2 separate regions of the Homo sapiens genome follow, and region 2 is linked to region 1. The links are chromatin loops, found by intact Hi-C in ENCODE. Cell type or tissue: sigmoid colon. All regions are shown on one strand. Links, peaks and the distances in the headings refer to the core of each region. The heading gives the core; the rest is flanking DNA. Region 1 overlaps MARCHF10-DT (MARCHF10 divergent transcript). Region 2 has its middle 26 kb from the start of MIR633.

Region 1 (5,381 bases), core at 60-5,059:
TGACCTCCCAAAGTCCTGGGATTACAGGCATGAGCCACTGTGCCTGGCCGCAACTTTGTTTTTCATCACTGGTCTCTCCCAGGCTTCAAAGCAGTTGTTGCTGTAGTCTTGTGGCATTTCTAGCCAAAAGGTCTGAGACTAGCAGTTATCGGCCCTCATCCTGCCTTATCATATAGCCACAATAGTGGGCAGGGAAGGGAAAACATGTAAGGCTGGGCGCTTGGAAGTAGGGCCAGCTTAAAGTACAGAAAAAGTGGGCAACCATCCAGAAAATGTGCACTCGGGTGTAGGAGCCTCCAACATACTATGAAGCTCTCCTGCTGAGCTGGCAAAAGCTCTTTTAGCTTGAGGCTTCCAGGTACATGTGCCCAGGTGTACCCTGTATGAGCCATTTATACCGTAGTGCGAATACTTTTCAGATCAATTTGATTCAATAAATATTGATTATGCATAGCTGCCCTAAGCAGATTTTGAAAAGGCTGTTGGGAGCTTCCTTCCAGACAGGGAGGGAAAGGGCGCAGACAGGAAGGCTGGGAGAGTTGACAACAAACGTCATCTAGCTCAAGGTCTAGCCAGTGTTTGGTGCTGCTGAGAAATGCTTCCTCTCAGAGGGAACTGACGCGCCAGCACCCACCACTGAATGGGGCCTCCAGCAATTCTTGGAGGCCTTTCACCATCCCTCACCGTGAGAACCTTCCTTTTCCTCTCCTTCATCTCCCCTGTGCCCCCACCACCACCCAGGCCCACATCTACCTCTATCGTAGAGCTTACTCTATGGCCTTGTTTACTTTCCTACCTCCCCGCTAGCACAAAGACCGAATATTATTCCTCTGTGAATCCGCAGAACCTCGAACAGTACTTAGCACTTAAGTGCTTGATCAGCGTTTGATGAATGAATACATGATTTTGCCTTCCCACCTCATGCAGCACGAGGAGGGGGATGCTAAGAGAGCCTAGCATCCCCACCACCATGGCATTTGGGGTGAAGGAGGTTGCAAACACCTGCATCAAACTGTGCCAGCATTTTTCAACGCTGGACACAACATTTTGAAACAAAGGTGAAGGGGAAGAGGCATAGGACAGGTCAGGGCATGCGGTATTACCACCCATGTGCACACATACCCATTCATATGCTGCCAAAATGTTGCTCTACCCTTTCCCAAGCACCCCTGTTACTGTTTAACCCAACCTCAGTAGCCTTCTAAGAGAAAGACCATTATAATGACTTGATCTGCATTAAAATAAAAAACAAAGTATGTCAAAACTTTTTCCCACAATCATAGGGCTATCACACTTTTTAACAAACTAAACCTCCACCATATCCCAGCGTTCGATATACTGCAAGTAAGTGCCTGGCACTCAGAAAGCTCAAGGTTCCAGCAACAGTTGTGTGGCCTTGGATAAGGAACACAGGGAGACTCTTTGTCCTCTTGTTTCTTCAGTGTATTAAAGGGAGATAGTGGTATATTCAAAGGGCATGAAAAAAGCTTAACATGAGTCTGCATGGAGCTCTTTGAAATGCATGAAGGGCACTACAGTGGATAAATTCAACACTTGTCCTAGTGTTCACTCAGAACCCTTGTCCGGACATTTATAAAATCCCTCTGTGGACATGTACACACACACACACACACACACACACACACACACACACACACACGCGCATGCATGCACGCACGCACATACACAAATATATCTAAAAGTGCTTAATTGTTTTTAAAATGTTTAAGTAAATACATTGTAATGATTATAAGGCCTCTGTACAATGTATCTAAGGCAAGCCTGCCAGGATAAGAGCTATTTGAGAAACTAAATCACATCATTGAAAGAATAGCAATGAGGCAATTGATGAAATATTGCATTAGCAGTGGCCTCTGACCCCATGTAATGCCAACCAAATGCTTTTTCCTCTCTTTGTAATTTAATCATTTTTCAATTAAATTAATTTCTTAAAATCACTCAGATAAGCCGCCTGTATTAAACACACACACGCACAAACACACACACAACTTCAGGTGTAGGTGAAATAAAGGACACTCTGCAATCACAATCACTGTGTTGTGATTCTGCTCCATTCTGGAAATGAATGATATCCTGTTTCCTTTTTTCTATATCTGACGAGAATTTTGCATAACTTCTTCCTGCTACAGTGTGAAGTCAAAGGCCCCCAAATACCCCCCAAGACAGAGACCCAGTCGCCACAATATAAAATTATGAAAGTACAGCCATAAGAGGCCCATAGCATGTTTGCTGGACAGACTGACTGGTTATTTTTAAAAGTTTACTTTAATACAAATGAACTGGCTGGGAAGGTGGCTTTGTAAAGGGAGCAACTCAGAAGAGTGCTAACAAGCCCGCCCCGCACGTCTGTGCTCAGGCTTGCTGGGAGAGCTTACTCCACACACATCCAGGAATTTGTTTGAGGACAGAGCGTGGTTAGGTCATGTTTTAAGAATGTTCTCTCATTATCCTGACTCAGAGGGCGCCGTGAGCCACAGAAGGGACGTTGCACAGTGATACCTTCTGTTCTGTCTGGTTTTCAAGAACTGCCTCACTGTACTGATGGCTGGAGACTGATGTCGCTCGAGGTTAACTCCTTCACGTCTTCTTTTTTACAGGGCTACAGGAAGAGCCCTTTTTCCTGTTGACATTTTTCAAACTTTGTAACCTAGGGGTTAGGCTTGTTAAGGGAGGGGAGGAGAGTGTCTAGGAGCAGTGACTGGAAACAGAGAAGAGACTACATGGAAGCAGAAGAGAGAACCAATTGAAAAGTCTGTAAAACCAGCCAAGAAATCTGTTCGGGAAAATAGAAACCTAAGAGCTGTGGTTTGGCAAGGAACTTTGACTCTTAATGAGAAAGGCAGAGAGAAGAGAAGGAGAGGAAGGATGGAGAGGGGAGGGGAAAGGAGAGAAGAGGAAGGACAGGCGGAGATCAAAAGAGAAAGAAAAGAGAGGGGAGTAAAAGGAGCAAGACCCAGGATGCAACAAAGAGGGACATCAGTAAGGGACATTATGAGGATTGCATTGGAACAAGAGGCTGGAAGTTAAAAATCAGGATATGCGGCCGGGTGCGGTGGCTCACACCTGTAATCCCAGCACTTTGGGAGGCCGAGACGGGCAGATCACCTGAGGTCAGCAGCCTGACAAATATGATGAAACCCTGTCTCTACTAAAAATACAAAAATTAGCCAGGCATGGTGGCATGCACCTGTAATCCCAGCTACTTGGGAGGCTGAGGCAGGGAGAATCACCTGAATCCGGGAGGCGGAGGTTGCAGTGAGCCAGATCGCGCCCGTTGCACTCCAGCCTGGGCGACAAGAGCAAAACTCAGCATCAGAAAAAAAAAAATCAGGCTATGCTACCCAACATGGAACATCTGGTCATGTGTGTGTCCCAGAACTGGGGAAAATTTCTTTGATAATTCATATTTGATCATGTCTCATGCTGATGGACAAGCTCATGCTTGAGTGACATTTTGATGTTTCATCAAAGGCTGTAGTAGGGATCACGAGGTCATAACTACCAATTCTAGTGGGGAACCTTCTCATGGGTCTCTACAATATGCTCCAGACGATATATCAGATGCACACACACACGCGCATATACGTGCATGCACATACGTACGCACAGAGGAATGCACATACACTTTAAAGCCATTCCATGGCTTTCCATTGTGCTTAGAATAAAACCTGACTCCAACTCTCACAACCTCACCAGGCTTCCCTCACAATAGTCTTCCAGCCACACCTTAAGCTTTCTTGAATCCCCTGAGCTTTCTCTCACCTTACAATCATCTCAGTCCTGTTTTCTCCACCCCCGGAGGCTGGCTTCTCTTCATCCTTCAGGTCTCACACAGAGAGGTCATCTTTGACCACCTGTGTAAATAGGGTCTCCCTGCTCCTCCCAATATTCTCTGTTGTGGCACTCTATTAGTGTCCTGGCACTCATTAGCATTTGTCAGTCAGTGTTTATTTATTTTTTAAATTTTTTTAATTTTTAATTTTTGTGGGTACATATTAGGTATATATATTTATGGGGTACGTGAAATGTTTTGACACAGGCATGCGATGTGTAATAATCACATCATGGAGAATGGCAAATCCAGCCCCTCAAGCATTTATCCCTTGTGTTACAAACAATCTAGTTATACTCTTTCAGTTATTTTTATTTATTTATTTATTTATTTGAGACGGAGTCTTGCTCTGTCTCCCAGGCTGGAGTGCAGTGACGCGATCTCGGCTCACTGCAAGCTTCGCCTCCCGGGTTCATGCCATTCTCCTGCCTCAGCCTCCTGAGTAGCTGGGACTACAGGCACCCACCATCACGCCCAGCTAATTTTTTGTATTTTTAGTAGAGACAGGTTTTCACCGTGTTAGCCAGGATGGTCTCGATCTCCTGACCTCGTGATCCACCTGTCTCGGCCTCCCAAAGTGCTGGGATTATAGGCATAAGCCACCATGCCCGGCCCTTTTTTAGTTATTTTAAAATGTACAATTAAGTTATTATTAATTGACAAGTTATTATAGTCACCTTGTTGTGCTATCAGATGGTAGGTCTTATTCCTTCTATTTTTTGTACCCATTAACATGATCCTCCTTCCTTCCACCCCCTCCCCACTATCCTTCCCAGCCTCTGGTAACCATCCTTCTACACTTAATGTACATGAGTTTAATTGTTTTGATTTTTAGATCCCACAAATACGTGAGAACATGCAATGTTTGTCTTTCTGTGCCTGGCTTATTTCACCTAACATGATCTCCAGTTCCATCCATGTTGCTGAAAATGACAGAATCTTATTCTTTTTTTATGGCTGAATAGCACTCCGTTGTGTATATGTACCACATTTTCTTTATTTATTCATCTGTTGATAGACACTTAGACTGCTTCCAAATCTTAGCTTTGTCAGAGGCCTGGCACAGTGGCTCACACCTGTAATTCCAACACTTCGGGAGGCCGAGGCAGGTGGATCCCTAGAGGCCAGGAGTTCGAGACCAGCCTAGCCAACATGGTGAAACCCCGCGTCTACTAAAAATACAAAAATTAGCCAAGTGTGGTGCTGGGTGCCTGTAGTCCCAGGTACAGGAGGCTAGGGCACGAGAATTGCTTGAACCCAGGAGGCGGAGGTTGCAGTGAGCCGAGATTGTGCCACTGCACTCCAGCCTGGGTGACAGAGTAAGGCTCTGTCTCAAAACAAAACAAAACAAAATCCTAGCTATTGTGAACAGTGGTGCAATAAACATGGAGTGCACATATCTCTTCAATATACTGATTTCCTTTCTTTTGGATATATACCCAGCAGTGGGATTGCTGGATCATATGTCCTATTTTTAGTTTTTTGAGGAACCTCCAAACTGTTCTCCACAGTGGTTATACTAATTTAC
Region 2 (5,381 bases), core at 202-5,201, 98 kb before region 1:
TACTCCTCAAACTAAGCATGCTCATTTTCAATATCTGCTTCCAGCTTCCAGGAGAATATCAAGACAAGATTTCACTATGTAGACTGGATAAAGAAAATGTGCTACATATACACCATGGAATACTATGCAGCCATTAAAAAGCACAAAATCGTGTCTTTTGCAGCAACATGGATGCATCTGAAGGCCATTATCCTAAGCAAACTAATGCAGAAACAGAAAGCCAAATACTGCATGTTCTCACTTATAGGTAGGAGCTAAACACTGGGTATGTGGGGACACAGAGATGGGAACAATGGATACTGGGGACTACTAGAGGGGGAAGCAAGGGAGGTAGGTAAGGGCTGAAAAGCTAGCTATTGGGTACTGTGCTCACTACCCAGTGGGTGACAGATTCATTTCTATTCTAAACCTCAGCATCATGCAATATACCTTTGTAACAAACCTTCACATGTACCCCTTGATTCTAAAATAAAAACTGGAAAATAAATTTTAAGAAGAAAAATATTTCACTATGATGAGTTATAGATTTATTTTTTTATTTTTTTATTTTGAGGTGGAGTTTTGCTCTTGTTGCCCAGGCTGGAGAACAATGGCACGATCTCTGCTCACTGCAAACTCCACCTCCTGGGTTCAAGCAATTTTCCTGCCTCAGCCTCCCGAGAAGCTGGGATTACAGGCATGCGCCACCACACCCAGCTAATTTTTGTATTTTTAGGGGTTTCTCCATTTTGGTCAGGCTGGTCTCAAACTCCCAACCTCAGGTGATCCGCCCACCTCAGCCTCCTAATGCGCTGGGATTACAGGCATGAGCCACCGCGCCCAGCCAGTTATAGATCATTCTTAAGTTATATCTCAGGATGTTGGCAAGTCAAATACCCTTCATGAAGTACCATCTTCCTGCTCTTAGTTGAAAAGGTTTGGCCCCATGTTCCCAAAGCACTTTCATCTCCAGTCAGAGAGTTCTTATAATAAGAACCAATGCCCCTGCACCTCCCAAGGGGAGTTCTCAGCCATGCTCAGTCACGATGACTTCACTTTTACAGTGGGGTCACCTTTGTGGGAGAGTTCAGCCACCAACAGCTGGGCAGCCACAGAAACCATGACTTATCAGGACAGGAGCAGAATAATGAATTACCCACTTGCAAATTCCAAGGGAAGTTTGAAAGCCTGGATTTTTTCCAGGTCTCTTGGTAAGCATCCTAATTTCTGTCAATAAAAAAATTCACTGATCTTTAAAAAAACACAAGCCAGGTTTGTGTTCTACTTTCAGAAGATCTTAGCATTTATGCTGAGCATTATTAGGTAAGCTTTGATAGTTAACTATAAACTCCAAGCTAAACTGTTTGTAGCGAAAGCAGCTATCCCCCCTAGCTCTAATATGGAATTTGTGATGTTTGTGATGAACTTGTCTAAAGCTTATTAGGAACCAAATTGTATACCCCCGAATTCACACATTGAAGCTCTAACCCCCAACGTGACAGTATTTGGAGATGGGGCTTTTGGGAGGTAAGTAGGTTTAAATGAGCTCATAAGGGTAGGACCCTCATGTTGGGATTAGCGCTCCACCCCTTTTTGTTTTGAGACAGGGACTCATTCTGTCACCCAGGATGGAGTGCAGTAGCACAATCATAGCTTGCTGCAGCCTCGACCTCCCAGGCTCAATGGATCCTCCCATCTCAGTCTCCCAAGTAGCTGGGACTACAGGTGCACCACCACAACTGGCTAATTTTTGAATTTTTATTAGAGACAGAGTTTGGCTATGTTGCCCAGGCTGGTCTTGAACTCCTAAGCTCAAGTGATCTGCCCACCTCAGCCCTGCAAAGTGCCGGGATTACAGGTGTGAGCCATTGTGCCTGGCCATTTGCATCCTTATAAGACGAGACATCAGAGAGCTTGCTCTCTCTCTGCCTTGTAAGGACACAGTGACAAGGTGGCTGTCTGTAACCCAAGAAGAGAGCTCCCACTAGAATCTGACCCTGCTGGCACCCTGATCTCAGACTTCCAGTCTCCAGAACTGTGAAAAAAATACATCTCTGTTGTTTAAGCCACACAGTCTATGGTATTTCGTTATGGCAGCCCAAGCTGATTAATATATCTTTAATTATTTAGAAGCACCTATTTGCATGCAAAGATAATTCATAATGTTATAGTTACCATTTGTGTGTTTATTAAGGCAAATCTGACAGAAACTCTCCTTGGCAATACTTTTATGATATTATCATTTGGAAGTGATAAAATTGCCTTTTAAAAAGTTGTATAAGGCTGGGTGCAGTGGCTCACACCTGTAACCCCAGCACTTTGGGAGGCCAAGGTGGGCAGATCGCCTGAGGTCAGGAGTTCAAGACCAGCTTGGCTCACATGGTGAAACCTCATCTCTACTAAAAATACAAAAATTAGCCGGGCATGGTGGTGCACACCTGTAATCCCAGCTACTTGGAACACTGAGGCAGGAGAATCGCTTGAACCTGGCAGGCAGAGGCTACAGTGAGCTGAGATCACGCCACTGCACTCCAAGCTGGGCGACAGAGCAAGACACTATCTCAAAAATTAATAAATAAATAATAAAAAGTCATATAAGGCAACTTTTTCAACAGTTTGGACAGGGTTGTAGCTAATTAGTCAGAATTTGTGAAGTTTTACTCTTTTGACCAAAAACTCCACAGAAATTAATATGTATTATAAAAAATTAAATGTTGTACATGGATACATTCTCATGGCAAGCTTTTGTGTGCATATATATTTTTTTAAACCCAGGAGCATAGATTTAAGTTGCCCTGAATATGTGCTCTGAGATTTTGTGTTTAATCAGAAGAACATTAAAATGGAATGAATTTACATTGATAATCATTGAAGCTGGGTGTTGAGTCTGTATTATATTCAATGTACAAGTCTCTCTACCTTTGTGGATGTTTTAAAATGTTGATAAAACAGAGTTTTAAATGAATACATACATACAAACATATAAGCTACGTAAGAGCTAATGAGGAGACAAATTCACTTTGTAATATATGTGGTTGCTTAGTTGTGTTTTAGTCCATAACTTTTTTAAAAGTGGAAAAGAACAACCTCCTGGCCCCATTTTTTTTAAAGTGCAAACTGTGCCCGCTGATTTGAATGGGAGAGAATGTTTTACGTCTATTTTTACAGCTGCTTATCAGTTTCCTGAGCTGAGTTAGGGTGGAGCACAGGGTTCAAGAATTTCAGGATGGGGGGCCTAGGGGATTGGTTGTTGTGGCTTGAAGATAATGATATCTTCCTAGGCTAACCTCTTGGAGTGAAGACATTTCTCCAGGGGGAAAAATGTAGGGCCTTAAAGATGTCTTCATAGAGTTTACAAAGCAGTTGAAACTTGATAGTCTATGAAGAACTCTGCCAGCCTCGTGGGAAAATGATTTGGTGTTCAATTGTTTTCACTTGGGCACTTTCCCAAACTATGAATGGTTCAGACTAGATAAAGCCTCTCCGTCCCATCCCACCCCTCTTCCACCTAAAATTCCCCAAACCTTTCAATGTGGCAGACTTGCTTCATTCAGGTCTAAGTGGGGCAGGAACCAATCAGGTAATTAATCAAAGTCCACTTTCAGTCTTCTTGCCTGCTGACATCACATCCCGGCTGTGTTCCCTTGGCTTTAGTGTGGAAATGAGAATTTCCACAATTTCAAAGGGAGTGTCTATTACTGTTTGGTTACGAGTGGAATAATTATTCAGGTTCTTGACCTCTTTGCACAATCTGGATTTCCATGCCTGTGAGGTATGCAACGAGCTGAGGACTTTATGGGAAGTTGAAAATTGAAGAGTTTTTTTTTTTTTTTTTTTTTTTTGCAGTTTTCATTTTACTCATAACCTAGTTTTAGGCTGGAGATGTGGGTGGTGAGCATCCAGGACCTTTGTAAGGAATTACGCAATCTATTAGAATTACACAGAGTGGTTAGAAAAGCACCTATAGCCCACTTTTAAAAGGCGTTTTATCATATTGACTCTAAAACCCTGGAAATTTCTTCAGGGGATGGAATTATTAACACTGTTCCTTGATGGAAAGGAAGAATTTTCAAAACCATTAAATACTCATTGCCCCGAGAGTTCAGAGGGTAAAAGGGGAAAGGGAGACCAGGGTGATTGACTAAGGGGGTGAGGAAATGCTTTGGCTTTGGGTCTTGTCAACCACTATTGGTTCAAAGATTTGGACCCCAGACCCAGGAAAGATTCCAAGATTTGGGGGATTGAGTTGGTGTAACTGTTAGATTTATCACAACAAATTTTTCATCAGAAACTTTCGTTAAAATAAAAGCATACATTAAGGTCATCTCAGGACACCCTGTCTCAGAGGACAGGGTGATAAAGAGTAGTTCGGTTAAATTTGGTGGTGCAGGAAGGCCAAGAATGTGGCATTTGAGGCCCAAATATTGGGAAGAAGCCCACTGTGGCAGATCCAGGGAATTCATAATCCAAGGAGAGGGAGGGAACAGTTAGAACAGTCCCTTTGTCTTCCCAGATTTTTGTCTTTTTGTTTTGTTTTTCTAAACAGGATCTCACTCTGCCACCCAGGCTAAAGTGCAGTGGTGTAATCACGGCTCACTGCAGCCTTGAACTCCTGGGCCCAAGTAATCCTCCCACGTCAGCCTCCCCAGTAGCCGCGACCACAGGCATGTACCACCATGCCCGGCTAATTTTTTATTTTTTGTAGAGACAAGGTCCCACTATGTTGCCCAGGCTGGTCTCAAACCCCTGGGCTCAAGCAATCCTCCTGCCTCAGCCTCCCAAAATGCTGAGATTACAAGTGTGAGCCACCGTACCTAGCTCTTCCTAGATTTTTAAGGTAAATTTGTTGTCTATGGCTTCATCATCAAGAACCGTATTTTGAGAACTCATAAGATAATGTGGCAATGTGATGAGGTAGTTGGGAAAAGTTATACAGAAATTTATGAGTCATAATGGTCCCAGACTTCAAGGAGCTTATCTTTCATGAATTTATTTCACTATTTTTTTTTTTTGAGACGGAGTCTCACTCTGTCGCCCAGGCTGGAGTGCAGTGGCGCGATCTCGGCTCACTGCAAGCTCCGTCTCCCGGGTTCACACCATTCTCCTTCCTCAGCCTCCCTAGTAGCTGGGACTACAGGCACCCGCCACTACGCCCGGCTAATTTTTTTGTTTGTATTTTTAGTAGAGACAGCGTTTCGCCGTGTTAGCCAGGATGGTCTTGATCTCCTGACCTCGTGATCCACCCGCCTCAGCCTCCCAAAGTGTTGGGATTACAGGCGTGAGCCACCGCGCCTGGCATATTTCATTAATTTTTAAAACAAACGTTTATTGAGTACCTACCGTGTACTAGGCACCCTGCTAGGTACAGGGCATGTGGCAAAAAACAAAAAAGACGAGGTTCT

Evidence for each region. A loop is a pair of places that touch in the nucleus more often than their neighbours do. Peaks named below come from ENCODE experiments on the same cell type or tissue, not always from the same donor. Only the 100,000 strongest peaks of a DNase experiment are listed, where the experiment ranks them.
Region 2: it touches region 1 in a loop (4-fold over the local background); 1 of 110 quality-filtered maps calls a loop at or near these places.

Annotation. Positions count from the first base shown.
Region 1 is chr17:62,817,099-62,822,479 of GRCh38, reverse strand. The region is part of intron 1 of MARCHF10-DT (MARCHF10 divergent transcript); the gene reads right to left. Among named protein-coding and RNA genes, the nearest start is that of MARCHF10-DT, 11 kb to the right of the region's middle. In sigmoid colon, for the core only: no CTCF peak of the experiment used is centred there; a DNase peak (open chromatin) is centred at 2,479; H3K27ac peaks cover 229 bases.
Region 2 is chr17:62,915,272-62,920,652 of GRCh38, reverse strand. No RefSeq gene overlaps it. Among named protein-coding and RNA genes, the nearest start is that of MIR633, 26 kb to the left of the region's middle. In sigmoid colon, for the core only: no CTCF peak of the experiment used is centred there; no DNase peak of the experiment used is centred there.